3 separate regions of the Homo sapiens genome follow, and regions 2 and 3 are each linked to region 1. A link is an interaction called in ENCODE POLR2A ChIA-PET data of the cell type or tissue named here. Cell type or tissue: MCF 10A. All regions are shown on one strand. Each heading gives the region's core, and the rest is flanking DNA. Links, peaks and the distances in the headings are about the cores only.

What was found. ChIA-PET counts read pairs that join two places held together with the same protein. Peaks named below come from ENCODE experiments on the same cell type or tissue, not always from the same donor. Only the 100,000 strongest peaks of a DNase experiment are listed, where the experiment ranks them.
Region 2: POLR2A ChIA-PET joins it to region 1 with 7 read pairs; 2 of 35 experiments call an interaction of 5 or more read pairs at or near these places.
Region 3: POLR2A ChIA-PET joins it to region 1 with 6 read pairs; 3 of 35 experiments call an interaction of 5 or more read pairs at or near these places.

Annotation. Positions count from the first base shown.
Region 1 is chr12:57,170,423-57,181,027 of GRCh38, forward strand. LRP1 (LDL receptor related protein 1) reads left to right here. Exons shown (of 89, transcript NM_002332.3): 21 at 2,746-2,928; 22 at 3,358-3,558; 23 at 5,038-5,283; 24 at 5,487-5,684; 25 at 6,619-6,823; 26 at 7,005-7,169; 27 at 7,937-8,181; 28 at 8,468-8,599; 29 at 8,907-9,134; 30 at 9,360-9,534; 31 at 9,625-9,719; 32 at 9,908-10,057; 33 at 10,245-10,385. Among named protein-coding and RNA genes, the nearest start is that of MIR1228, 19 kb to the right of the region's middle. RefSeq lists a silencer at 2,696-2,909 and an enhancer at 6,142-7,341. In MCF 10A, for the core only: CTCF peaks have their summits at 2,773 (motif pointing left) and 5,624 (motif pointing left); DNase peaks (open chromatin) are centred at 5,239, 5,589 and 6,609.
Region 2 is chr12:57,507,514-57,512,513 of GRCh38, forward strand. It overlaps MARS1 (methionyl-tRNA synthetase 1), which reads left to right. Exons shown (of 21, transcript NM_004990.4): 12 at 4,185-4,355; 13 at 4,495-4,590; 14 at 4,723-4,840. It also overlaps the pseudogene LOC124903093. Among named protein-coding and RNA genes, the nearest start is that of MIR6758, 2.7 kb to the right of the region's middle. In MCF 10A, for the core only: no CTCF peak of the experiment used is centred there; a DNase peak (open chromatin) is centred at 2,648.
Region 3 is chr12:57,090,677-57,101,281 of GRCh38, forward strand. NAB2 (NGFI-A binding protein 2) reads left to right here. Exons shown (of 7, transcript NM_005967.4): 2 at 449-1,322; 3 at 1,772-1,905; 4 at 2,241-2,292; 5 at 2,387-2,519; 6 at 2,731-2,922; 7 at 3,936-4,800. The coding sequence ends at 4,045. STAT6 (signal transducer and activator of transcription 6) reads right to left here. Exons shown (of 22, transcript NM_003153.5): 14 at 9,320-9,414; 15 at 9,091-9,227; 16 at 8,618-8,764; 17 at 8,339-8,402; 18 at 8,116-8,226; 19 at 7,829-7,921; 20 at 6,392-6,457; 21 at 6,174-6,302; 22 at 4,732-6,085. The coding sequence ends at 5,896. Among named protein-coding and RNA genes, the nearest start is that of NAB2, 6.9 kb to the left of the region's middle. RefSeq lists silencers at 1,042-1,322, 2,670-2,719, 3,560-3,629 and enhancers at 2,992-3,523, 3,270-3,564, 4,056-4,586, 5,131-5,967, 5,645-5,764 and 1 more. In MCF 10A, for the core only: a CTCF peak has its summit at 2,761 (motif pointing left); DNase peaks (open chromatin) are centred at 2,785, 3,435 and 5,615.

The sequences.
Region 1 (10,605 bases), core at 2,232-7,231:
AATCCCAGCACTCTGGGAGGGTGAAGTGGGAGGATCACTTGAGGCCAGGGGTTCAAGACCAACCTGGTTAACATAGGGAGAACCCATCTTGAAAAAAGAAAAGAAAAAAAAAAAAGGCTGGGTGTGTTGACTCACACCTGTAATCCTATCACTTTGGGAGGCAAGGCAGGAGGATCACTTGTTTCCAGGAGTTTAAGACCAGCCTGGGCAACATAGTGAGACCCCTTTCTCTACAAAAAATAAACAAAATTAGCTGGGCATGGAGGCACATGCCTGTAGTCCCAGCTACTCAGAAGGCTGAGGTGAGAGGTTGAGCCCAGGAGGTTGAGGCTGCAGTGAGCTGTGAGCTCGCCACTGCACTCCAGCCTGGGTGACAGAATAAGACCTTGTCTCAAAAGAAAAAAAAAGTTTAAAAAAAACTACAGACCAAACTCTTCCTGCAGGCCTCATCTGACCCATGGACCACTAGATTACAGCCTCTGCCTTATAGAGTTAGGGCACATTCCCACCCTAGTAGGAGAAGACTGGACAGCGTTGAGTGCCCACCTTGAGCCCTGCCCTGAGAGGGAGGACAGAGAAGGCCACAGGAAGCTTGGGAAATAGTAATTGCGTCTCCAGGGCTATCTCTGTGAAGGGGAGGGTGAGGGGCACAGGTGATATCCCTTAGGGTTCTGAGAAGGGGCCTCTGGAGGCTGTGTGGTGTGGTGAGAAGAGCTCCCTGCCGCTCCCAGATAAGCTGGGCAAATTTGGACAAGTTGCTTCCCCTGAGCCTGGGCATCCTCCTTTATGAAATGAGCTGAGGTATGTGAGGCCTGGCGTGGAGGAGCAGGGTGTCACTATTGGTAGCAGTTGTTAACTATGGTATGAGCTGGATGGTCTGGGACCATTCAGGAGGAGTTGTGTTTAGACTGCAGGTAAATGGACAGGAGGGAGGGTCTTCCAGTGGGGATGGCATGGTCCGGAGAATGCTGTCGTCAAGACTTAGAGGGTGAAACTGAGCACTTCCGTAGGGTGACAGTGGGGCCAGGTGGAGCCGTTCAGACCGAGGGAAAGGCTCGTGCAGGGACAGTGGGGAATGAGGCTGTCCTCAAAGGGGGCAGATGATGACAGCAGGTGTAAATCGTGAGAGGCTTGATTTGGGAGGCACTGGGAACCTTTGAAGGATTTCCAAGCCGGAAGGTGCTGTGATGTAGGAGGTGATTTCGGAACACAGCCCTAGAGGAAGATTAGATTGAGAAGAGGTTCAGGGGCCCCAAGAAAGGAAAATCAGTTCAGAGACTGCTGCTGAAAGTCCCGGCATGAGATGAGAGCATCAGCTGGGTCCAGGGTAGGGAAGGGGGAGGAGCGGGGTGTCTGTGGCAGCATGAGTGTATGAGTGTGGGGCTCCACCAGGCAGTGCTCCTGCTCCTCTCCTGGCCTCCTGAGTCAGATCTCAGGACAGCAGCCAGAGTGATCCTGACAACATAAGTCAGATCATGCCCTGGCCCTGCCCTCCAGCCTGTACTGGCTCCCTGCACCCTTGGAACAAATGCCAAGCCCCTCTGCACGGCCTGCAGGGCCCCCACCCCTACCCCTCTGACCTGCATTCCTGCCCTCCCCTCCCCCTGCACTCTACTCCAGCTGTGGCGTTTTCTTTTTTCTTTTTTTTTTTTTTTGAGATGGAGTCTCCCTCTGTCGCTCAGGCTGGAGTACAGTGGCGTGATCTCGGCTCACTGCAAGCTCTGCCTCCCGGGCAGCTGTGGCGTTTTCTTTTCTTTCTTTTTTTTTTGAGATGGAGTCTCTCTGTCGCCCAGGCTGGAGTGCAGTGGCGCAATCTCAGCTCACTGCAAGCTCCGCCTCCCAGTTCACGCCATTCTCCTGCCTCAGCCTCCCAAGTAGCTGGGACTACAGGTGCCTGCCACCACGCCTGGCTAATTTTTTGTATTTTTAGTAGAGACAGGGTTTCACCATGTTAGCCAGGATGGTCTCGATCTCCCGACCTCGTGATCCGCCCGCCTTGGCATCCCAAAGTGCTGGGATTACAGGCGTGAGCCACCGCGCCTGGCCTGTGTGCTGTTTTCTGAAGTGCTGGCGTAGTCCTATCTCGGAGATGAGACTTTGCAGCGGCTGTTCCCCTTGCCTGGAGTGTGCCTCCAGGGATCCTCTGGGCTCACTCGCTCTTCATGCAGGCCTCTGCTCAGATTCCTTCTGCCCAGAGGTCTTCCCTGACCATCTTACCTGACAGATCACCCCCATCCCTCTCAGCTTCTACCCAGCTTTATCTCCATAGCTTTATCAATACCTGAAATTACAGTCTAGATTTATGGGTTATGTCTTGTCTCTCTTCCCCATTAGAACCTAAGCTCCATGAGGGTAGGGACTTTGTCTGGTTCAGTGCTGGCCCCAGGACAGCGCCTGGCACACAGGAGGCACTCAGTAAACATTTGTGGCATGAATGAATGAAATAGAGGCTAAGGAGGTGGGCATTTGGGCTCAGGCCTTAGCAAATTGCTTCTCCAGCTGAGATCTCCGGTGTCAATGGGGGGATTAGATGAGGTGATTGTGGGGCCCTTGGAGGTGTGATGCCTCCTGACTCTACTACTGAGTTGGTGCTTCCAAGGAGTGTCAGCAAAGCTTGGCAGACTCTCCAGGCCTGCCTCTGCTCATATCCCCAGGCTGGGCTTACCGGGGTGGCAGGGCACAGGGATGAGGAGGGCTGACCTGGGCAACCCCTCCCTCCTGAGGCCCTCCACTGTCCCTCTGCAGCCACGAGGCCCCCTGGTGGCTGCCACACTGATGAGTTCCAGTGCCGGCTGGATGGACTATGCATCCCCCTGCGGTGGCGCTGCGATGGGGACACTGACTGCATGGACTCCAGCGATGAGAAGAGCTGTGAGGGAGTGACCCACGTCTGCGATCCCAGTGTCAAGTTTGGCTGCAAGGACTCAGGTGAAGAGGATGGTTGGAGGGCGTCTGGAACAGCACAATGTGGGCAGGAGGAGACCGTGTTGAGAGCAGAGTAGCGGCAAAGGGGATGGCACTGTGCTGTGTGGAGTGGTGCTGGGGACAGTGCAAGGCAAAAGGCAGTCCAGAGGAAGCTTGTGTGTCATGGGTGGGGGAAGGCATGAAGGGCCAGAGCCTGCACAGAGGACCTGAGAAGCCAAAACCCTACCAGAGTTGAGCTTCAGCACCTCCTGCTGCAGATTCCTGCCTTGTTTGTTGCCTATGTGAATTTGACCCAAAAAGCCTCGGGGTTCCTCGTGGACCCCACAGCGTTGCAATCCTGACCCTATTAGAGAAGCCCACAGGGTCTGGAAGGAAGGGCAGGGGGAGCCCCAGTCCCCGGGCCTGGGCCCTCATAGTGCACCTGTCCCTCAGCTCGGTGCATCAGCAAAGCGTGGGTGTGTGATGGCGACAATGACTGTGAGGATAACTCGGACGAGGAGAACTGCGAGTCCCTGGCCTGCAGGCCACCCTCGCACCCTTGTGCCAACAACACCTCAGTCTGCCTGCCCCCTGACAAGCTGTGTGATGGCAACGACGACTGTGGCGACGGCTCAGATGAGGGCGAGCTCTGCGGTGAGGCCTGGTCCCAGGAGAAGGGTAGGGAGGGTGGCTGGGTAGGAGTCTGGGCCAAGGACAGTCTTTGGGGGACCTGAGTCTAGGAGAGAGCAGCTCTGGCAGCCGGGCAGGCGAGCAGCACCCAGAGTGGTCACCAGCAGCCTGTGTGGACCTGGCGCTCCCCATGGCGCTGTGCTGAGTGAGCCACGCCATTAGAGCAGTTTATCCACAAGGCATCCCTGGGGGCCAGGTGCTCTGTTTTCTCCGTTTGACAGATGGGAGCACTGAGGCATGGAGGGGTTCCATAGTGGTCCCCCAGACTTGGGCCAAGGTAGTACAGCTCCTAAACTGCTGTGGAGACTCAGACCCCTTGCCCACATGCATACCACAGAGAGATGCGGAGTGCTCTTGTGGAGACAAAGGCACCAGGGTTGACTGCTGATGGTCAGGGCAGGCTTCCTGGAGGATGTGGGGATTGCATGGGGTTCCCAAGGACAGGCAGTACTTGCAGAGTGAGTGAGAAGGCATGGGGGCAGGCGCGGTGGCTCACACCTGTCATTCCAGCACTTTGGGAGGCTGAGGCGGGCAGATCACTTGAGCTCAGGAATTTGAGATCAGCCTGGCCAACATGGTGAAACCCTGTCTCTGCTAAAAATACAAAAATTAGCCGGACATGTCTGCAGTCCCAGCTACTTGGGAGGCAGAGGCAGGAGACTCGCTTGAACCTGGGAGGCGGAGGTTGCAGTGAGCCAACATCCTGCCACTGCACTCCAGCCTGGGCGACAGAGCAAGACCCCATCCCAAACAAACAAACAGGCAAGGGGAGGAGGGTGCCCATTCAAGACCAAAAGAGATGAGGTTGGGGGAGTCCAGGAGTCAGGGAGGACCATGTGGTGTGACTTGGGGATGAGGAGCAGAGCAGCCTTATCTGGTCCTCTTAGCCAGGCAGAGCCCCCAGTTCCTTGGAAGGGAGGAGTGGAAGATAAGGCCACAGGGACTGGCTGGGAGAACTGCCGACAGGCTATCAGTCAGGCTGGCAGTTTCCAGGGTGTGCCAGAGGACCAAGGGTGGTATAGGCCCTGCTGCACCCCACCCCAAACCCCTCCAAATCAGGAGAGATCAGCACAAGGGGACTGGACCTAAGGACCTCCCAGGGTCCCTCCCAGGGAGGCAAAAAGCTGGGGCCCCCGCCCTGGGCCCAAGAAGGCAGGAACATATCGAGACCAGACAGAGATATTGAGGGGTGCTCCCTGTGGGAAGGGGAGGTATGGTGCCAGCTGGTGGGTGCAAGGGTCCCAACTCTGGTCCTGAGGGAGCCCAGGAAGTCCTGGGCTGAAGCTCAGCCTGAAGCTCAGCAGGAATGGAGACGAATGGGGCCGTGGGCAGGGCACAAGGACTTGGTCCAGGCTGCCCAGGACTTGGGGCCCAGCAGGGCCGTGGTCTTGCCTCCTCTCAGCTTCTGACCCTGGGTCTGTTCCATGCCTGCCCCTCCCCTAGACCAGTGCTCTCTGAATAACGGTGGCTGCAGCCACAACTGCTCAGTGGCACCTGGCGAAGGCATTGTGTGTTCCTGCCCTCTGGGCATGGAGCTGGGGCCCGACAACCACACCTGCCAGATCCAGAGCTACTGTGCCAAGCATCTCAAATGCAGCCAAAAGTGCGACCAGAACAAGTTCAGCGTGAAGTGCTCCTGCTACGAGGGCTGGGTCCTGGAACCTGACGGCGAGAGCTGCCGCAGCCTGGGTGAGACAACAGTGAGGTGTGGTGGGGCAGGCCGAGGCAGGCCTCTGAGCTGCAGTGGGTTGGGCTTGGTGGCCAGGTGCCAAAGGCTGAGTTTTCCACCCTAGCCCCCAGTGCCCGGACCAGCAGAGACCTGCCTGCGCCAGGACGGGTGGCACACAGGCAGCTAGCCCCTTGCTGACCCCATCACATCCCTCCCATCCCAGACCCCTTCAAGCCGTTCATCATTTTCTCCAACCGCCATGAAATCCGGCGCATCGATCTTCACAAAGGAGACTACAGCGTCCTGGTGCCCGGCCTGCGCAACACCATCGCCCTGGACTTCCACCTCAGCCAGAGCGCCCTCTACTGGACCGACGTGGTGGAGGACAAGATCTACCGCGGGAAGCTGCTGGACAACGGAGGTGACCACCGATTGCTGCCAGGCAGGATGCACACAGGCGGAGCGCTCAGGCGCTAGGGGCCACAGGTCCCATCCAAGTGGCCCCAAAGCAGAGGCTTGGCTCCCCCATCCCCCACACTTCTGTTCATTGGGTTAGATTTTGCTGTGGGTCTCCATGCCTGACGCCCCGTAATTATCGTCAGCAGAACTGCCAGCCTGATAATTAACAAAATGATCAGCCTTACCTTTGAATGGCCTGGAGCTCTGCTCCCCAGATCTAGAATTGCAGGCTTGAAAGAAAAAAGCCACTTAGGAGTGGCGTACCTGAACGCTGCTTTCTGTCCCAGGCAGCGTGGTGCACCCCAGACTTCCTTCAGTCACACACAATAGTGAGTGCCCACTGTACACACTGGGCAGTGGGCATGCAGCAGTGATCAAAACAGGCTGTTTTCAGTTGTGTGGTCAAGGAAGGTCCCCTGAGAAGGTGACATCTGAGCAAAGGCTTCTAAGAGGCACATTTTACTAGAGAAGTTTGTATTGTTTGTAATAATACAAACTTGAATTTGAAACCATTACAAATGTCCATCAACGAGGGGGGAGGCTAAGTAAACTGTGATGATATCCACACTGTGCAACAGTCTCTAAAACAATGAGGCACACACATAATGTATTAGCATGGAAAAATCTTTATGGCAGTCACTTGAGCTCAAGCAGTTGAGGCTGCCGTGAGCCATGATCATGCCACTGCATCCAGCCTTGGTGACAGAAGACCCTGTCTCAAAAAAAAAAAAAAAGTTGGGGAGACAATAGGAGTCCTACTCTTGAATATGGGCACATCAGAAACTTTGGCAGAAGTGCCAGGGTTGAGGGTGGGTCATCGAGGGCTCCCAGGATTTCACACATTCATGCACAGCTCCCCAGGAGACGCTAACCTTTCACTGCCCTCTCTTCTCCAGCCCTGACTAGTTTCGAGGTGGTGATTCAGTATGGCCTGGCCACACCCGAGGGCCTGGCTGTAGACTGGATTGCAGGCAACATCTACTGGGTGGAGAGTAACCTGGATCAGATCGAGGTGGCCAAGCTGGATGGGACCCTCCGGACCACCCTGCTGGCCGGTGACATTGAGCACCCAAGGGCAATCGCACTGGATCCCCGGGATGGGTGAGGACCTTGCCCAGCCTTCTCCTGGCCCCATGGCCCCCCTGAAGTCCCATTCAGCCTGGCCAGGGACACCTTACTCCTCAGTGCCATCTGCCTCCTCCCACCCTCTACCTACGATCCCACCACAGTCGCTCCCTGAGGGCCCTGACTTTAGCCCTCCTGACCCCTCCCCACTCCCCAGGATCCTGTTTTGGACAGACTGGGATGCCAGCCTGCCCCGCATTGAGGCAGCCTCCATGAGTGGGGCTGGGCGCCGCACCGTGCACCGGGAGACCGGCTCTGGGGGCTGGCCCAACGGGCTCACCGTGGACTACCTGGAGAAGCGCATCCTTTGGATTGACGCCAGGTCAGCACCCTCTGTGCCCTGAGAAGGCCCAAGTCTGTGGCACCAGGACGGGGTGGGGAGGAACCTGTGGTGATGAGGGTGATGAGAAGGACCAAGGGATCTAGAACTAGGAACGGTGGCAAAGGACTGGGCACAGGAGGAGGAGGACGGAGGGGCGTGGGGAGGCCAGGGCCGAGGGGAGGGGGCAGGTAGAGGAGGCGGAAGCAGGGCCATCAGCTGTGGTTATTCACACTGTACCATCCTCTCCACTCACCTGTCCTCTCCACTCTGTTCCCTCTGCTGGGGCTGTGTCTGCCCAGAGGGAGGGGAAACTTCTTTCTAATTGGTCTGCCCAGGGAGGGTGCCTTTTTCTTTTCTTTTTTTTTTTTTTTTTTTGAGACAGAGTCTCGCTCCGTCGCCCAGGCTGGAGTGCAGTGGCGCGATCTCGGCTCACTGCAGGCTCCGCCCCCCGGGGTTCACGCTGAGGGTGCCTTTTTCTGACTTTCATCAAAGCCCTGAGTGCTGACAGCAGCCCTGGGGAGAAGTGACCGAAAGATTCCCTTGGGGCTTGGGAATCGGGGCCTGAGAGGTGAAACCTGGACCTGTTGGGTTCTCACACCTTGGTCCTTCTGTCTGTCTGCTCTGGCCAGCAAGGCTTAGGGGAGGGAATGGTCCCATGCTCTTCGCTGGGAGGGCTGTGGCCAGGGCCCAGAGGGTGGGCACCTGGGCAGAGCTCTGAGGGCTGAGATCCCAGCTGGCATCCTCATTCTGCTCCATCATGCTCTTAGGTCAGATGCCATTTACTCAGCCCGTTACGACGGCTCTGGCCACATGGAGGTGCTTCGGGGACACGAGTTCCTGTCGCACCCGTTTGCAGTGACGCTGTACGGGGGGGAGGTCTACTGGACTGACTGGCGAACAAACACACTGGCTAAGGCCAACAAGTGGACCGGCCACAATGTCACCGTGGTACAGAGGACCAACACCCAGCCCTTTGACCTGCAGGTGTACCACCCCTCCCGCCAGCCCATGGGTAAGGGGCTCGGGGCCTCGAGCAGCCGGAAGGGAGCCAGCAGCCTCTTTAGAAGCTGTAGAAGCTCTTAGGAGAGGAGAGGGCAGTGAGAACAGGAGCAAGTCTGTGCTGGGATGGCAGGGGTAGGCCGGCTGTTGACAGAGGCACTGTCTAGCAGCAGAGAAGGGTCTAGTAGTAGCGGCTGCTGGAACAGGGGGAGGAGAGTGGGCGAGGAAGGGGTGGTCCATGTAGGGAGCAGCAAGTCACAGGATGCTCTGGCTTCTTCTCTTCTCCACCCTGCCCCCAGCTCCCAATCCCTGTGAGGCCAATGGGGGCCAGGGCCCCTGCTCCCACCTGTGTCTCATCAACTACAACCGGACCGTGTCCTGCGCCTGCCCCCACCTCATGAAGCTCCACAAGGACAACACCACCTGCTATGGTAGGAGCCCCTCCCTCCAGAGCCAGTGAGCAACTGAGGCTGGAGGGAAGGCCGCAGGCCCCAGGATCCCGGTTGTCAGCTAAGGCAGAGTCCCAGTCGGGAGGGTCCCGATAGGAGAGGCTCCAGAGACAGCCACTGTGAGAAGGGGCTGCAGGTCTGCCAGGGGGGCTGCACCCAGCGGGGTATGTCCACGGAGCCAAGGGCCAGTAGCAAACAGACGGATCCAGAAGAAGGCAGGGCCTGAAACCGGATTGGTGGGAAGCACAGAGGCAGGGACTGCCTTCAGTGACCAGCCCATGCCCCACAGAGTTTAAGAAGTTCCTGCTGTACGCACGTCAGATGGAGATCCGAGGTGTGGACCTGGATGCTCCCTACTACAACTACATCATCTCCTTCACGGTGCCCGACATCGACAACGTCACAGTGCTAGACTACGATGCCCGCGAGCAGCGTGTGTACTGGTCTGACGTGCGGACACAGGCCATCAAGCGGGCCTTCATCAACGGCACAGGCGTGGAGACAGTCGTCTCTGCAGGTTCTTCCTGGCCCTGGATGCCCACCAGTGGACATGGGCACCTCCACCCGCCCCTTGCTCCCAACCCTGGTCTACTTGGTCCGAGTGGTCCTTCTCCCAGTCCTGTTCCCCCTCAGTGCTCCAGCCTGGTTTCCTGATCCCTTTTCTCCAGAAGGCACACTGGCTCCCCTCCTGACCCACTGCCCTGCAGACACCCAACAACTGACTCCCTACTTGTGCCCCCAGACTTGCCAAATGCCCACGGGCTGGCTGTGGACTGGGTCTCCCGAAACCTGTTCTGGACAAGCTATGACACCAATAAGAAGCAGATCAATGTGGCCCGGCTGGATGGCTCCTTCAAGAACGCAGTGGTGCAGGGCCTGGAGCAGCCCCATGGCCTTGTCGTCCACCCTCTGCGTGGGTCAGTCTAGGGCCCAGGGCCGGGGAGCATGGGGTGTGGGGCTGGGAAGAAGAGGACCCTGACCTTTCCCTCTTGGCACCCTCCCCCCAGGAAGCTCTACTGGACCGATGGTGACAACATCAGCATGGCCAACATGGATGGCAGCAATCGCACCCTGCTCTTCAGTGGCCAGAAGGGCCCCGTGGGTACGAGCTTCCCTGCCCACCCCCACAGCCCCTCCCTAATTCCTTGACCAGCAGGTGCTTGCAGGGTCCTTCAGTTGCCCCTCAGCCTCCCCAGAGCCCTAGCTTAGTGCCTGTTCTCACCATCTGCTCCCTTCCCTGGATCCCCAGCCCTGGGCCAGACTCCCCGGCAGTGACTCCCCCTTTTCCAGGCCTGGCTATTGACTTCCCTGAAAGCAAACTCTACTGGATCAGCTCCGGGAACCATACCATCAACCGCTGCAACCTGGATGGGAGTGGGCTGGAGGTCATCGATGCCATGCGGAGCCAGCTGGGCAAGGCCACCGCCCTGGCCATCATGGGTGAGGGCTGCTGGGCGAAGCAGAGATGACGCAGAGCAGGCCAGGCCAGACCTACTGGGAGACAGGGGCTGGCTTGGGGCAGTCTCTCACCATGTGGGGCGGGCCTGATGACTTAGGGCCAATGGGCCCTTCAGGAGAGCTGGGTGTGGGGCCTTCCCAAGGGTCTCATCCCCTCCTGCTGCCCCAGGGGACAAGCTGTGGTGGGCTGATCAGGTGTCGGAAAAGATGGGCACATGCAGCAAGGCTGACGGCTCGGGCTCCGTGGTCCTTCGGAACAGCACCACCCTGGTGATGCACATGAAGGTCTATGACGAGAGCATCCAGCTGGGTAGGTGCGAGGCCGGGCGGCCGCTGGGGGCTCAGGGGCAACAGGGGAGCCGTCCAGAGCTGCAGGCTGCAGGGCCATGGGGCAAGGGAGTAAGTGGGTTAGGCTGTACCCACCACCCAAAGGGGCTCCTTGTTTCCTTACCACAAAGGCGCCTTGTAGGCTCCCAGCAGCCCTGTTCACAAGGCCAGGGGCCCAGGAGGACAGAAAACCTGAGAGCTGG
Region 2 (5,000 bases), core at 1-5,000, 330 kb after region 1:
CGGCTGGCCGGGCAGAGGGGCTCCTCACTTCCCAGTAGGGGCGGCCGGGCAGAGGCGCCCCTCACCTCCCGGACGGGGCGGCTGGCCGGGCGGGGGTCTGGCCCCCCACCTCCCTCCCGGACGGGGCGGCTGGCCGGGCGGGGGTCTGGCCCCCCACCTCCCTCCCGGACGGGACGGCTGGCCGGGCGGGGGTCTGGCCCCCCACCTCCCTCCCGGACGGGGCGGCTGGCCGGGCGGGGGCTGACCCCCCACCTCCCTCCCGGACGGGGCGGCTGGCCGGGCGGAGGCTGACCCCCACCTCCCTCCCGGACGGGGTGGCTGCCGGGCGGAGACGCTCCTCACTTCCCAGACGGGGTAGCTGCCGGGCGGAGGGGCTCCTCACTTCTCAGACGGGGCGGCTGCCGGGCGGAGGGGCTCCTCACTTCTCAGATGGGGCGGCTGCCGGGCGGAGGGTCTCCTCACTTCTCAGACGCGGCGGCCGGGCAGAGGCGCTCCTTACATCCCAGAAAGGGCGGCGGGGCAGAGGCGCTCCCCACATCTCAGACGATGGGCAGCCGGGCAGAGACACTCCTCACTTCCTAGATGGGATGGCAGCTGGGAAGAGGCGCTCCTCACTTCCTAGATGGGATGGCGGCCGGGCAGAGACACTCCTCACTTTCCAGACTGGGCAGCCAGGCAGAGGGGCTCCTCACATCCCAGACGATGGGTGGCCAGGCAGAGATGCTCCTCACTTCCCAGACTGGGTGGCGGCACGGCAGAGGCTGCAATCTCGGCACTTTGGGAGGCCAAGGCAGGCAGCTGGGAGGTGGAGGTTGTAGCGAGCCGAGATCACACCACTGCACTCCAGCCTGGGCACCATTGAGCACTGAGTGAACGAGACTCCGTCTGCAATCCCGGCACCTCGGGAGGCCGAGGCTGGCGGATCACTGGCGGTTAGGAGCTGGAGACCAGCCCGGCCAACACAGCGAAACCCCGTCTCTACCAAAAAAATACGAAAACCAGTCAGGCGTGGCGGCACGCGCCCGCAATCGCAGGCACTCGGCAGGCTGAGGCAGGAGAATCAGGCAGGGAGGTTGCAGTGAGCAGAGATGGCGGCAGTACAGTCCAGCTTCGGCTCGGCATCAGAGGGAGACCGTGGAAAGAGAGGGAGAGGGAGACCGTGGGGAGAGGTAGAGGTAGAGGTAGAGGTAGAGGGTAGAGGGTAGAGGGAGAGCATTTTTGTATTTCTAATAGAGATGGGGTTTCACTATGTTGGCCAGGCTGGTCTCAAACTTCTGACCTCAAATGATTCACCCGCCTTAGCCTCCCAAAGTGCTGGGATTACAGGTGTAAGCCACTGCGCCCAGCCTTGAGGGAATACACTTTAAAGACCATGCAATACTTTGCTCTTCGTGAACAAAATATTCCCTATAAATGTAGCATTCATTGATCATTCTTACCTGAATCAATCTTTATTATGGTGATTTTCCAACTCTACCACTACTCTCTATATTTATCCTTCTCCCTCCATTTATTTTTTAATTTAGTTAACTATTTATTATCAGTATAGACTCATGGATTCCTATTTTTTTCAATTTCTTATAATCCTTTCCTGTCCTAAATTTATTTTCATGTTCAAATTGTTACTTATTTCATCAGTAGGAACGTATTCAAGGTGGCTTGTCTGCTTTTGAGATCTCCCATCATGTTTTAAACACTTCCTTAATTTGTGGCATAAAAAAATACTCTAGGTTCATCTGGTTCAGCCTTGAAATCAACCATGTCACCAACCTTGAGTTTAATTTAGTAGGGAACAGTATTAGATACCAAAATCTAGGTGGTAGATGTGCTCATTGCTACTGGGTGTCTTTGCTACTAGGACCTTTTATCAAAGAGAGTTGGTATTTGTTTTTTGTTGTTTGTTTGTTTGTTTTGAGACAGGGTCTTGCTGTCACCTAGGCTGGAGTGCAGTGGCACTATCTTGGCTCACTGCAACTGCCATCTCCAGGATTCAAGCGATTCTCCTGCCTCAGCCTCCTGAGTAGCTGGGATTACAGGCACCTGCCACCACACCCAGCTAATTTTTTTTGTATTTTTAGTAGAGACAGGGTTTCACCATGTTGGCCAGGCTGGTCTCCAACTCCTGATCTCAGGTGATCTGCCTGCCTTGGCCTCCCGAAGTGCTGGGATTACAGGCGTGAGCCATCGTGCCTGGCCAGTTGGTATTTATTTTAAGTTCACACTGACACCTGCAATTTCAGTCCATCCCCACAGAGTTCTTCGTCACTTTCTCTTATTTATTTCATGTCTCTATCTACCTTCTTCCACTGTAGGTGTCCTGGTTCTCAATAGGCATCAGCACATTTACTTATTAGCTCAATCCTACAATATACCTAAAACAATTTCAGAATTGCTTTGCTGGTACGTCTACAAAAAAAATAACCTATTAAAAAGAGTTTAGGATTTGTTGGCAATCCTGATTCCTCCCCTAGACTAAGGGTATATAGCCAAGTGTGTTCAAACAAAATTTTTTTCTAGAGACAGGGTCTCACTCTGTCACCCAGGCTGGAGTGCAGTGGCACAATCACAGCTCACCGCACTCTCAAACTCTCGGGCTCAAGTTATCCTTTTGCTTCAGCCTTCTGCGTAGTTGGGACTACAGGCGTGTACTATCATGCCTGGCTGATTAAAAAAAAATTGACTAGGCATGGTGACTCACGCCTGTAATCCCAGCAGTTTGGGAGGCCAAGGCAGGCGGATCATGAGGTCAATAGACCGAGACCATCCTGGCCAACGTGGTGAAACCCCATCTCTACTAAAAATACAAAAATTAGCCAGGCGTGGTGGCACCGACCTGTAGTCCCAGCTACTCAGGAGGCTGAGGCAGGAGAATCGCTTGAACCTGGAGGTGGGGAGGTTGCAGTGAGCTGAGATCGTGCCACTGCACTCCAGCCCGGGCAGCTGAGCAAGACTCCAGCTCAAAAAAATTTTTTTTTGGTTGGGCATGCTGGTTTACACCTGTAATCCCAATGCTTTGGGAGGCCAAGGCTGGAGGATTGCTTGAGCCTTGGAGTTTAAGACCAGCCTGGGCAACAGAGTGACACCCTACCTTAAAAAAAAAAAAGAAAATTTTTTTTTTCTTTTTTGCACTTCCTCAGCTGGCCATGGTGGTTCATGCCTGTAATTCCAGCACTTTGGGAGGCTGAGGCAGGAGGATCGCTGGAAGCCAGGAGTTTGAGAGTAGCCTGGGCAACAAAGCAAGACCCTGTCTGTATTTAAAAAAAGAAAAAATTGGTTGGGCACGGTGGCTTATGCCTGTAATTCCAACTTCCAACACTTTGGGAGGCTGAGGCGGGAGAATTGCTTGACCCCAGGAGTTTGAGACCAGGGTGGGCAACTTGGTGAAACCCATCTCTACTAAAAATACAAAAATTAACCAGGTGTGGTGGCACGTGCCTGTAGTGCCAGCTACTCAGGAGGCTGAGGTGGAAGGATCACTTAAGCCTGGGAGGTTGAGGCTGCAGTGAGCCATGATGTGCCACTGTACTCCAGCCTGGGTGACAGTGAGACCCTGATATGGACAAGATTAGCACATCCTCTGCACAAGAATGACATGCAAACTTGTGAAGTGTTCCATATTTTTAAAAATTAAAAAAAAAAAAATTTTTTTTAGGGACAGGATTTTGCTGTGTTGCCCAGGATGGTCATGAACTCCTGCCCTCAAGTGATCCTCCTGCGTCAGCCTTCGGAGTAGCTGGGATTACAGGCGCAAGCCACTGCCCCTGGCTGTGTGTTAAAAATCTAGTTAAGGCTGGGCAGGGTGGCTCACAACTGTAGTCTCAGCGCTTTTGGAGGCTGAGGTGGGCAGATTGCTTGAGCTCAGGAGTTCAAGACCAGCCTGGGCAATGTGGCAAAACCCTGTTTCTACAAAAATTACAGTCTGGCATGGTGGTGTGCACCTGTGGTCCCAGCTACTGGGGAGGTTGAGGTAGGAGGATTGCTTGAGCCCAGGAGGTTTAGGCTGCAGTGAGCTGTGATTATGATTGCACCACTGCACTCTAGTCTGGGCAACAGAGCAAGACTCTGTCTCCAAAAAAAAAGTTATATATTGCCAAATTGTGCTCCAAAAAGGTTATATGTGTTTATCCTTATGCTAACCATATATGAGACTTTCCTAAATCAGCCCTCTTTCTCCGTTATCTCAGCTGGAGAAGCGACTGGAGGAGTGGTTGGGGAGGACATTGCCTGGCAGTGACTGGACACCCAATGCCCAGTTTATCACCCGTTCTTGGCTTCGGGATGGCCTCAAGCCACGCTGCATAACCCGAGACCTCAAATGGGGAACCCCTGTACCCTTAGAAGGTTTTGAAGACAAGGTAAAAACCCTTTTTTATTCATATCATTCAGCCTTAGTGTTGAAACCCTGGGCTAGCAGAGTAGACTGCTGATTATGTCTTGTTTCAGTTTGAGACTTTGGATTGGTCCCTAACATGTTTACCTCCTTCTGACCTCCAGGTATTCTATGTCTGGTTTGATGCCACTATTGGCTATCTGTCCATCACAGCCAACTACACAGACCAGTGGGAGAGATGGTGGAAGAACCCAGAGCAAGTGAGCAGTTCTTGGTTAGGCTGTGCATGGGGAGGGTAGGCGGTAGGGTGTGGGTGTTAGGGTTGGGTGTCTGGTCTTCCTTGGGCCTTTGAAGGAGGTCTCAGGAAATCTCTCCTAACCACATTCCCCTAGGTGGACCTGTATCAGTTCATGGCCAAAGACAATGTTCCTTTCCATAGCTTAGTCTTTCCTTGCTCAGCCCTAGGAGCTGAGGATAACTATACCTTGGTCAGCCACCTCATTGCTACAGGTAAGTACCCTGGAAGACTACTGATGGGGTGTTCATAGGAAATGAGGGGTGAGGCAGTACTTGGAAAAAGATCTTGGAGAGCTGCTATCTTGAGTTAGGAGTTGAGCTGAAATAGGAAATAATTAAAATGAGAACTCAACCTAGAGAAACGAACAAGAAC
Region 3 (10,605 bases), core at 2,723-7,722, 79 kb before region 1:
CCTACATTCACTTTAGTATGGGTGACTTCACTTCAGTGTTGAGACTGCTGAGTGTTTAGAGGGGAAGGTGAGGATTGTGTTTTGGGGGAGAGGGAGGTCCAGCCATCCCAGGTCGGTGCTGGTCAGCCTCAGCGCTCAAGTTCTTCTTGCCCCAGACCAAAAAGATAAAAGCTGAAGATAAGGTTGTAAGACGCTTCGACTCCTACAGACACAGGCCACTGACTTTTGGGGCTTCGGGCCAGTCTAGGACGGCACTGGCTTGTCCATGCCTCTGAGCAGTGCCTGATTCTGAGAGTCTGTACTCAGACCTGGGCACTGGGCAGGATAGCATCCAAATGAGGGAGGGGAAGAAAAGCAGGCAGGAAAGAGGGAACAATTGTTAGTGTGGGTTGGTACCCAGTAGGGGGACTTGCACCGACTGCCTCTCTCTTGTGCCCCTCCTTCTCAGGCCCAGTGCCCGAGCCATGGCACTGCCTCGGACGCTGGGGGAGCTGCAGCTGTACCGGGTCCTGCAGCGCGCCAACCTCCTTTCCTACTATGAGACCTTCATCCAGCAGGGAGGGGACGACGTGCAGCAGCTGTGTGAGGCGGGTGAGGAGGAGTTTCTGGAGATCATGGCACTTGTGGGCATGGCCACCAAGCCCCTCCATGTCCGGCGCCTGCAGAAGGCACTGAGAGAGTGGGCCACCAATCCAGGGCTCTTCAGTCAACCAGTGCCTGCTGTTCCCGTCTCCAGCATCCCGCTCTTCAAGATCTCTGAGACTGCGGGTACCCGGAAAGGGAGCATGAGCAATGGGCATGGCAGCCCAGGGGAAAAGGCAGGCAGTGCCCGCAGTTTTAGCCCCAAGAGCCCCCTTGAACTTGGAGAGAAGCTATCACCACTGCCTGGGGGACCTGGGGCAGGGGACCCCCGGATCTGGCCAGGCCGGAGCACTCCAGAGTCGGACGTTGGGGCAGGAGGAGAAGAGGAGGCTGGCTCGCCCCCCTTCTCCCCCCCTGCAGGGGGAGGAGTCCCTGAGGGGACTGGGGCTGGGGGGCTGGCAGCAGGTGGGACTGGGGGTGGTCCAGACCGACTGGAGCCAGAGATGGTACGCATGGTGGTGGAAAGTGTGGAGAGGATCTTCCGGAGCTTCCCAAGGGGGGATGCTGGGGAGGTCACATCCCTGCTAAAGCTGAATAAGAAGCTGGCACGGAGCGTTGGGCACATCTTTGAGATGGATGATAATGACAGCCAGAAGGAAGAGGAGATCCGCAAATACAGCATCATCTATGGCCGTTTCGACTCTAAGCGGCGGGAGGGCAAGCAGCTCAGCCTGCACGAGGTGAGAACCCCCAGGCCTCCTAGGATTGCCCTTGACTTCCAGGTCTCCAGCCGCTTACCTCTGCGAGTTTCTACAGTCTCCGACTATCTTTCATTATCTCTTGACCAGGACCCCAGGCCCTGATCCCCTCCCCAACAGGCCCCTACCCCAGCGGCCGCAGTGCTTCCATCCTCAGCTGAGGGGGAAGCAGAGATACAGGCAGCACCGAGCTGTTCAGCTCCTTGTCACTCAGGACCCCACAGGAGAGGAGGAGGCCCCGGGCATTCCTAGGAAGCTGTGGGTGCTGACCTCTGTCTTCCCACCTCAGAAAGCTCCCATGTAGTGTCAAAACCAAAGCAAGCGTCTGATGGATGGGCCTCATTTGTCCAATGGTGAAGGGGTGTGAGGAGGTCTGGTGAGGCAGCGGGGAAGTTCGAATTCTGACTCTCCTGGCTGCCCTCCCTCCACAGCTCACCATCAACGAGGCTGCTGCCCAGTTCTGCATGAGGGACAACACGCTCTTATTACGGAGAGTGGAGCTCTTCTCTTTGTCCCGCCAAGTAGCCCGAGAGAGCACCTACTTGTCCTCCTTGAAGGGCTCCAGGTGAGACCCCTTCCCCAGGTCCTTCCTGGACTGGAATCCTGCTATGGAGTTAGATCATGTCCTAACCTTCAGCTCAGGCAGCTCTAGGCCTGCTTCCCGCCCACCTGGATGTCCTGCTTTTGGCCAAGTCAGCTTGTCTCAGGTCTGGTCTCTCCTCCCATCCATGTCGGGTCCCCCCAACCCCCTACAACAATAGTGCTTGAACTAGAGACTCTTTCTCGGCCAGCTTCTTGGCAAAGGTTTTAAATAACACATGCCTCTGGCTGGGTTCTGTGCTCTGCCAGTCGAGTGGCCCTCGTCAGCCTCATCCACTTTATTCTTACCCATCTTTTCAGGCTTCACCCTGAAGAACTGGGAGGCCCTCCACTGAAGAAGCTGAAACAAGAGGTATGTTTTCCGGGGTGCATATAGGGGCACTGGGCAGCCTTCCCCAATCCCCTCCCTTGGCAGGTCTTCATTTCCCCATGTTGGGCATCCACAGGTTGGAGAACAGAGTCACCCTGAAATCCAGCAGCCTCCCCCAGGCCCTGAGTCCTATGTACCCCCATACCGCCCCAGCCTGGAGGAGGACAGCGCCAGCCTGTCTGGGGAGAGTCTGGATGGACATTTGCAGGGTGAGTGTGCCTCAGAACACTTTTCTCTTCATTGAGGGTGGGGGAGTAGGGGAGGGGGTTGGGGGAGGAGTGAGCCAGGAGGCAGTGCCTGAAACAGGGTTGGGAGACCTGGCTGGAGGGGGGGCAGAAGGGCCTGTGGGCTGGCTATGTGGTTGAGGGTGGGGGTTCCATTGGCTGCAGCCCCTTACCTGACCAGTGCCCATGCCCACAGCTGTGGGGTCATGTCCAAGGCTGACGCCGCCCCCTGCTGACCTGCCTCTGGCATTGCCAGCCCATGGGCTATGGAGCCGACACATCCTGCAGCAGACACTGATGGACGAGGGGCTGCGGCTCGCCCGCCTCGTCTCCCACGACCGCGTGGGCCGCCTCAGCCCCTGTGTGCCTGCGAAGCCACCTCTCGCAGGTGAGGCAGCCAGCAGTGCTGTCCCCAAGCACCCCGGCCACTCAGGCCCCACACAGCAATTCTGGTGTCCTGGGGCCAGGTGGGAGGAAGAGGGATATAGTCGTCAGAGAGGGCAGTAGGATGGCTGGGCTCCAGCCAGCCAGGCCTTGGGGTGCAGAGAGGCAGACCCTGCCGAGCTGCTCCCACCATGGAAAGTCTGGTCCTAGTGTAGATCTGTGAAAGGGGAACTGGGGAATGGGGGGACAGAGAAAAGAGGATGAAGGAGCAGGAAGGAGGAGCATCAATAAGGGAAGCTCAGATGGCACTTCCACCAACCCAGGAGTGGGGAGCAGGCTAGGAGTTGTGGGTATGGGGATGGGGATGCCCAGCTTGGAAGCAGAGGAGCCCAAAGCAGTGATGCTTTGTGTGTGGAAGGGGGAAGAGGGAGTGGGCAGGCGGAGGGCCGGGCAGCCGCTGGGCTGAGAGTGACGCAGCAGACAAAGCCACCAACCCTGGCTTGGTATTTTTAAACTGTGCGTGGGTGGGAAGTGGGGGCGGGGACTGGAAGGGGGGCTCTTCTTGAGGGAGGAGCTCGGAGGCTGGCTTCCTGTTCTCCCTCTGATTTGGCTACCAAAAAACTTGGGGGGCCATGGTAGAGTGGCCTGGGAGGGGCCTGGGAGGGGGCCAGGGATGAGTGGGGGTGGCAGAGCTTGGGAAGGGGGGAGGGGAGAGGTCAGAGCCAAACCACCCCCGCAGCTCCTGACAGAACCAGAAATTCCAGCGCAACCGAGGAGGCGGGAGAGAAAGAGAGAGAGACAGACAGAGACAGAGCTACGCACAGCCAGGGAGGGGAGGGGGCTCACACACATGGGAATGGAACCCCCCATACACATGCAGTGGGCAGGAGGCAGTAATTCAATAAACCTAAACTGAGCCCATCTTCACAGCTTTCTTTGCCCCTGCTTCTGTTCCCAACCACCTCTGTCTGCAGCCAGTCACCCTGCAGTCTCCTAACTGCCCCCTTTTCCCTGCAGAGTTCGAGGAAGGGCTGCTGGACAGATGTCCTGCCCCAGGACCCCATCCCGCGCTGGTGGAGGGTCGCAGGAGCAGCGTGAAAGTGGAGGCTGAGGCCAGCCGGCAGTGAGGGTTGGACTGGTGTCTTCAGACCCAGGACCTCAGACTTCTGGCTCACACAGACCCCCACGCTCTCCATCCCCGGAATCTAGTCACAACCCTGGATCCTTCCTCTGCCCTTCTCCTGCCTCCCCACCTGCTCCATGGGCATAAGACTGTGGGGCTTCAAGCAATAACAAGCAGAGGCCTGGAGAGAGGACACAAGGAGGGTGCGTGGTGCCCTCACCCCTGCCCAGAGCGAGGGGGCAAGGACTCTGCCTCCAGGGCATCTGGGGTTTTCCCCTCCCTCACACAACACACTCCCATTCTCTTTAGGTTTGCACCAGTGGTGTGAGCAGTTGGACTCAGTTTGGACAAGGGGGAAAGGGGGACTTCCCTGGGAAGGTCCAGCTAAAAGTGGCAACATTTGCCCCCAGAATTGGGGGCCTGGGAACACTGGACCTGCTCCTTCTCCCCTCTCCTTCCCCGTTTTTGTGCTTCTGGTTTGTTTCTTTAATTAATTTAACAAGTGCTGCAGTTTGCCCTCCCATTCCCATCTATCCCCCAAGTCCTTTGCAATTTCTTCCCTGCCCTACATAGGGGCGGTGGGTGTGGGATCCCTTCACTGGCCCCCTCGGGAGGCCTGGGTTGGACTCAGGGTCTCCTCCAGCTGGGGGCTGGACCGCAGCACCTATCTGAGCAGTTAGAGCGTCTTTCTTTTCAGATTGTGTACAGTAGATTATTTATTTTGTTATTTTGGAATAAAATTTATTTTATGGCTTAGGATCTATGACCCCTGCCTTGAGAGGGAGAATGGGATAGGGGAGTGAAGGGAAGCTGGCGGTGGATGGGGCAACAGAAAAGATGCAGCAGGCAGGGCCCTCTCATACACTGGAGGGCCACATGGCCAGGCCTGGACCCAGACTCTCACCCTGGCTCCCAGGCAGCATTGGAGGTGTGGAGCCATACGTAGATGTCACAGCCACTTGGACCCACTTGGGCACAGTCAGACTCCAAATTCAGAGTATTTGGGGGTTAGCATATGTCAGAGAGGCCAGCACACTTGCTGCTGTCTTCTGTGCAGTGTCTCACCCTCCCAAATTTGTGTTGTCACGTAGGCAAAAGCAGATAGACACATGTTCTATGTGGTCATGCAACTAAGGTGCCAGCTATACATTTAACATATCCTAGGTACATACACGTTCACACAGCTATACACGAAGAATCTCAGCCCTTGTACTTTTGCATAGTCTCATACACGTATCAGAAGCCTCCACCTGGCTAACAGGAATTTGGGGCTTTGGGAGATTTTTTAATCAGGGCAAAACCTGTACTAGTAACCACATGTCCAGACCCCTCCTATGCTCCCACCCAGGGTCCCTTGAGCTGCTTCCCATTCCCCTAGGGCTGAGACCCAATATCCTCTATCCCTGGCCTCTAGTGTAAATGTGTCTGTATGTTCCTGCCTATCCGTCCTAGGCCCTGGGTCAGAATGGGCGGAGAAGCCTTCCATGCCCTAACCTGTGCTCTTACCCAGCCCCCCTCCTGCTCAGCCCCATCACCCTCAGAGAGCTCTGTATGTGTGTGTGCGTGCGTGTGCGCGCTGCAGGTGCAGGCATGTTGGGGTGTGTCTCAGAGCCTGAACTTCCCTTCCAGTCAGTGCTGGAAGGAGGTGGGCAGGGGAATGATAGAAAGGAAGGAGTGGATTGGCTCCACCCACTGTGCATTCTCCTGTTAGTCTTTTCCTCCTGACCCAGGAGTAGGTGGGGATAGGAGGGCACCCTCCCCATCTGCTGCTTGGCAGGGCATGAGCAAGTGTCCAGAGCAGGTCTGTGGGGGTAGTAGAAGAGCTGTCTCTTTGGGTTCTCCCTCCAGCTGGGATCACCAACTGGGGTTGGCCCTTAGGTCCATGTGGGACATTGAGATCCCAGATTGCCCATAGTGGGAGGGCTGCAGGAGGGGCTGTGCCCCCAAGGACCCTCCCCCCGACTCCCCTTGCCCCTCCAGGAGAAGCTTAGTGAGGTCCTGTTCAGTGGGAGGCAGCAGAGGAGGGAATATGTCTTCACCAATCCTGCAAGGAGATGGGAGAAGCAGTGGAGTAGGCATGGCGCCCACTCCCCTAGATGCCACCCAGCCTCCACTCCCAAGCTGCCACTCACCAAGTGCCCTGAGGAAACGCTGTCACTGGCTGGCTCAGGCAGCTGTCTTCCACCATGGTCACATCTGAGCAGAGCAGGGGGTCAGGGCTGGACACAGCATGCTCCTGAGGCTGGCACGGCAGCAGGCCCCTGCCAGGAACCAGCAATGGAAATAAGGAGAGCGGGGCAAGGCCAGGAAAGAAGAGGCACATGGGGTCAGGAGGGGCTTTGTCACTCACTGGGGGTGAGGCTGGTCAAAGGGCAGGCTCATCTGGCCCAGGCTGGGGGGCATCTGCAGGTGAGGCCTGGAAGTAGGGAGAGCACAGTTAGAGGAAGGCAGGCTAGGCAAATGCAGAGTGGTGCAAAGTCAGGACCACTGAGTGAGGAAACAAGCTCCAGCTCCTTATCCTGACTTAGTCATGGCCTGGGCAAGCTATTTCTATGCTCTGAGCTCAGTCTTCTCATCTGTAAAATGTGCGTGTTATGGGGGTGGATTAGCCAATTTCTAATGTTTCTTTGGACTCTGAACTTTGGTAGTTCTTAAGTCCCCAAGTCCTCACTCCCGCCTCACCTTCTGGGAAGGGAGATGTTGTGTCTTGACTAAGTTAATAAGCACCCGAGTGTCATACTTCGGGAAGAAAAATGTCTAGGCCATTTCAAGGCCAAAACAGATGAGTAAACAAAAACCAATACAGCAGAGAAGTGACAGTGGCTCTCAGGGGCAGGACAGAAAATAATAATAACAGTCATGCACCACATTAACGACATTTCTGTCAACTACAGACCACAGTGGTCCCATAAGATTATAATCAAGGCCAGGCAGAGTGACTCACGCCTGTAATCCTAACGCTTTGGGAGGCCGAGGTGGGAGGATCACTTAAGCCCAGGAGTTTGAGACCAGCTTGGGCAGTAAGTGAGACCTTGTCTGCAGAAAAATCTTAAAAAAGAATTAGCCGAGTGTCGTGGTGCACTACAGCAGGAGGATTGCTCGAGCCCAAGAGGCGGAGGTTGCAGGGAGCTAAGATCGCACCACTGCACTCCAGTGAGTGAGACCCTGTCTCAAAAAAAAAAAATTATAATCAAGCTGAAAATTCCTATCACACAAATATTTACCATTATGTTACTATTTCCTTATACTATTCAGAACAGTATCATGCTGCTCGGGTTTAAAGCTAGGATCAATAGGCTACACAATATAGCCTCAGTGTATAGTAGTCTATACCATCTAGGTTTGTGTAATTATACTCAATGGTATTCGCATAATTATGAAACTGCCAAAGACAGAAAATGCTCCTTCATTAAGTGATCCACGACTGGACTTACACAGCTTTTGCTATGAGCCATGCACTATGCTCAGCTTTTTAAGTGTTATGAACTCATTTAATCTCCACAATAATGCAGTGAGGTAGGTTATTATTATTAGCATTATTATCCCCCATTGTGCAGATAAGGCACCAAAGGCTAAGTAATTTGCCCCAAACCAGTAAGTGGTGGAGCTAGAATTCAAACCTAGGCAGTCCAGATCTTAACTACTACCCCCTCATTAGAGTGGACAGAAGAGAAGAAGACAGGCTGTTAGCATTTGCTGCTCCTTTCTCACAGAAGAGCCTCTTCTAACAATTCAAATGCCCACCCCCTTAGAGTGGGATGGTATCCCCATGAGGTTTTTCACTTACTCCTGGAAGGCTGACAACACGTTGACTGATTCTTCTGGGGAGAGGCCTTGATACGGGGGGATGGAGTGAGAGTGTGGTGGGTACACCTGGGGCCTGGGGAAAGAAAACAGACCCCCTGATGCCAGCCCTTCTCCTGGACACCACCACACCCTGCTTTTGAACAGGTGTCCCTCTCATGGAAAGGAAGATTCCCTGTTCAGCCCCCAGTGCCAGCTCTCCCAGCTGCCCATGCTAAGATTAGCCCATCTGCACAGACCACTCCCATTCCTGTCTTTCCAGCTCCTTACACCATATCTGGGCCAAGCTGCATGCTCATGGAGGAATCAGGGGCCATTCCAAGGTCATAAGAAGGCACCATGGTAGGCATCTGGAGCTCTGGGGTAGGAAGTGGTTGGTCCCTGGAGGAGGGAAGGAGGTACATGTGACTGACCAAGGGTTGATGCCACCCCTCCTTCCTGCAGATAAGCACTAAGCCCCTGACCTACCCACTGTCCATACCACCACACTCACCTTTCCACGGTCATCTTGATGGTAGCTGGGACATAACCCCTGCCATCCTTACCCATCTGTTCAGCTGTTGTGAGAAGGAAAAGACAGCCATGGAGTGCTCTGGGGTTAGGGAGGAAGGGAGGTGGAAAAGGTGGGCATGGATCATGGGGAAGTAAGAGAAGCACAGCTATGAAATAGGGAGTGACATCAGGATGACACGCGGGCAGGGAGAGGAGGGCAGCGGGGAGCAGGGAGGAAGTGGGTGACAGGAAGGAATCAGAGCTGCCAGTTCCAGCTCACGCTTGTAGTGGCTCCGGAAAGCCTCATCCTTGGGCTTCTTGGGATAGAGATTTTTGAGCTGAGCAAGATCCCGGATTCGGTCCCCCAGTGAGCGAATGGACAGGTCTTTGGCAGAGAATGGCTGGATGTTCTCTATCTGTGGAGAGCCTATGGTAGGAAGGAGACCCTGAGATCCCTCTGTCCGGACTTTCTTCCCCTTCCCCAACCCCTACCATAAGACCTGTTCTCACTCCACCAAGGCAAGGGAGAGAGGACCTAGGGTGGGGCTCCTGAGGGAGAGAGACCCACTAGTCTCCGTTCCCACAGAGCTCACAGTGAGAAGGTGAACATTTAGACCACAGAAGGAAGAAGAGAAGCTGGAAGAACTTCCTGAAGATCAGGATCGGCATCAGGAAGGTCAGGACATTTCATTCCCAGAAGAAACCCCAGAGGGCACAGGCACAGAGACAGAGGACTGGCTGGGGTGGCCTCACCATCCTGGCCCCGGATGACATGGGCAATGGTGATGCCCCCAATCTCTGAGTCGCTGAAGCGGAGGAGAAAGGTTCCGTCGGGCTCATTGAGAAGAAGGCTAGTAACGTACTGTTTGCTGATGAAGCCAATGATCAGCCTGGCCGGGATGAAGGAGAGGATGGGGCATGGGCAGTGAGTATGGAGGTGACTGGTGTATGGCTGCTCAGACTACCCAGGGTGGGGACTCACCGGTCAGACCAGTAGCTCCGGAGACAGCGTTTGGTGAGGTCCAGGACACCATCAAACCACTGCCAAAAGGTGAAGCCACGGCCCAGCAGGATCTCCTAGGGGGAGAGGGGGAAAGGTGTGAGCCGAGGGAGGGCCAGAGCTGGAGCCTGTTTAGGGCAGGCAGTGAGCTGTGAGTGCCCTCACGACAGAATCACAGGGCTGAGGATCAGACCGAACCTGAGACTCCATCAATGACAACGACCAATCCTAATGCTTACACGTGCCAGCCACTATTTCAAGCCTTTCCATATATTTATTTGCTCTTTACCAGGCTATGGAAGTAGGGATTATAATAATTCCATCTTACAGATGAAGAAATGGAAGTCCAAAAACGTCGAATGACTTGCCCAGGTCTACATAGCTGGTAAGAGGCAGAGCTAGGATTTAAACCCAGGCATTCTGGCCCTGGAGCCCCTCTTAACTACTATGCTACACCCTCTCCCTAAGGAGGTGTGGCAGAGGTGACGCCCAAAGGAAGGTAACCTGCTGGGTGTGACTGTCTTGCTCCCTTTAGCTAACACACCCTCTGGTCACATGAGCATTTCTTTCTTCTCTTTAAAGATTCTGTCTCACACAAAAGAAAGAAAAAGAGAGAAAGAGAAAGAGAAAGAAAGAAAGAAAGAAAGAAAGAAAGAAAGAAAGAAAGAAAGAAAGAAAGAAAGAAAGAGAAAGAAAGAAAGAAAGAAAGAAAGAAAGAAAGAAAGAAAGAAAGAAAAGAAAAAAAAACCAAAACATAAAATAACATAATATAACATAAAATAAAAGAGCAAGAGTCAGAAATATGTGGTTCTCTCCTAGCCATGGCACTCACCTGCTTTGGGAACTTGAACAAACTACATAACCCTCTGAGCATCAGATTCCTCATCTGTAAAATGGGGATAATAATAGTATCTACCTCAAAGAGATGTTGGGAGGATTAAGTGAGATAACATACATAAGGTGTTAAGCACAGCGCCTGGCATATAAGCTGTCAACACGTGGTAGCTGGTATTACTGCACATGTCCCTGTGGGATTTTGTTCAGTTTTTGCAACAGGAATTCTTTTTCTTTCTTTCTTTCTTTCTTTTTTTTTTTAGACAGAATCTCATTCTGTTGGCAGGCTGGAGTGCAGTGGCACAATCTTGGCTCGCTGCAACCTCTGCCTCCCAGGTTCAAGTGATTCTCCTGCCTCAGCCTCCCGAGTAGTTGGGACTACAGGCATGCGCCACCATGCCCAGGTAATTTTTGTATTTTTAGTAGAGACGGGG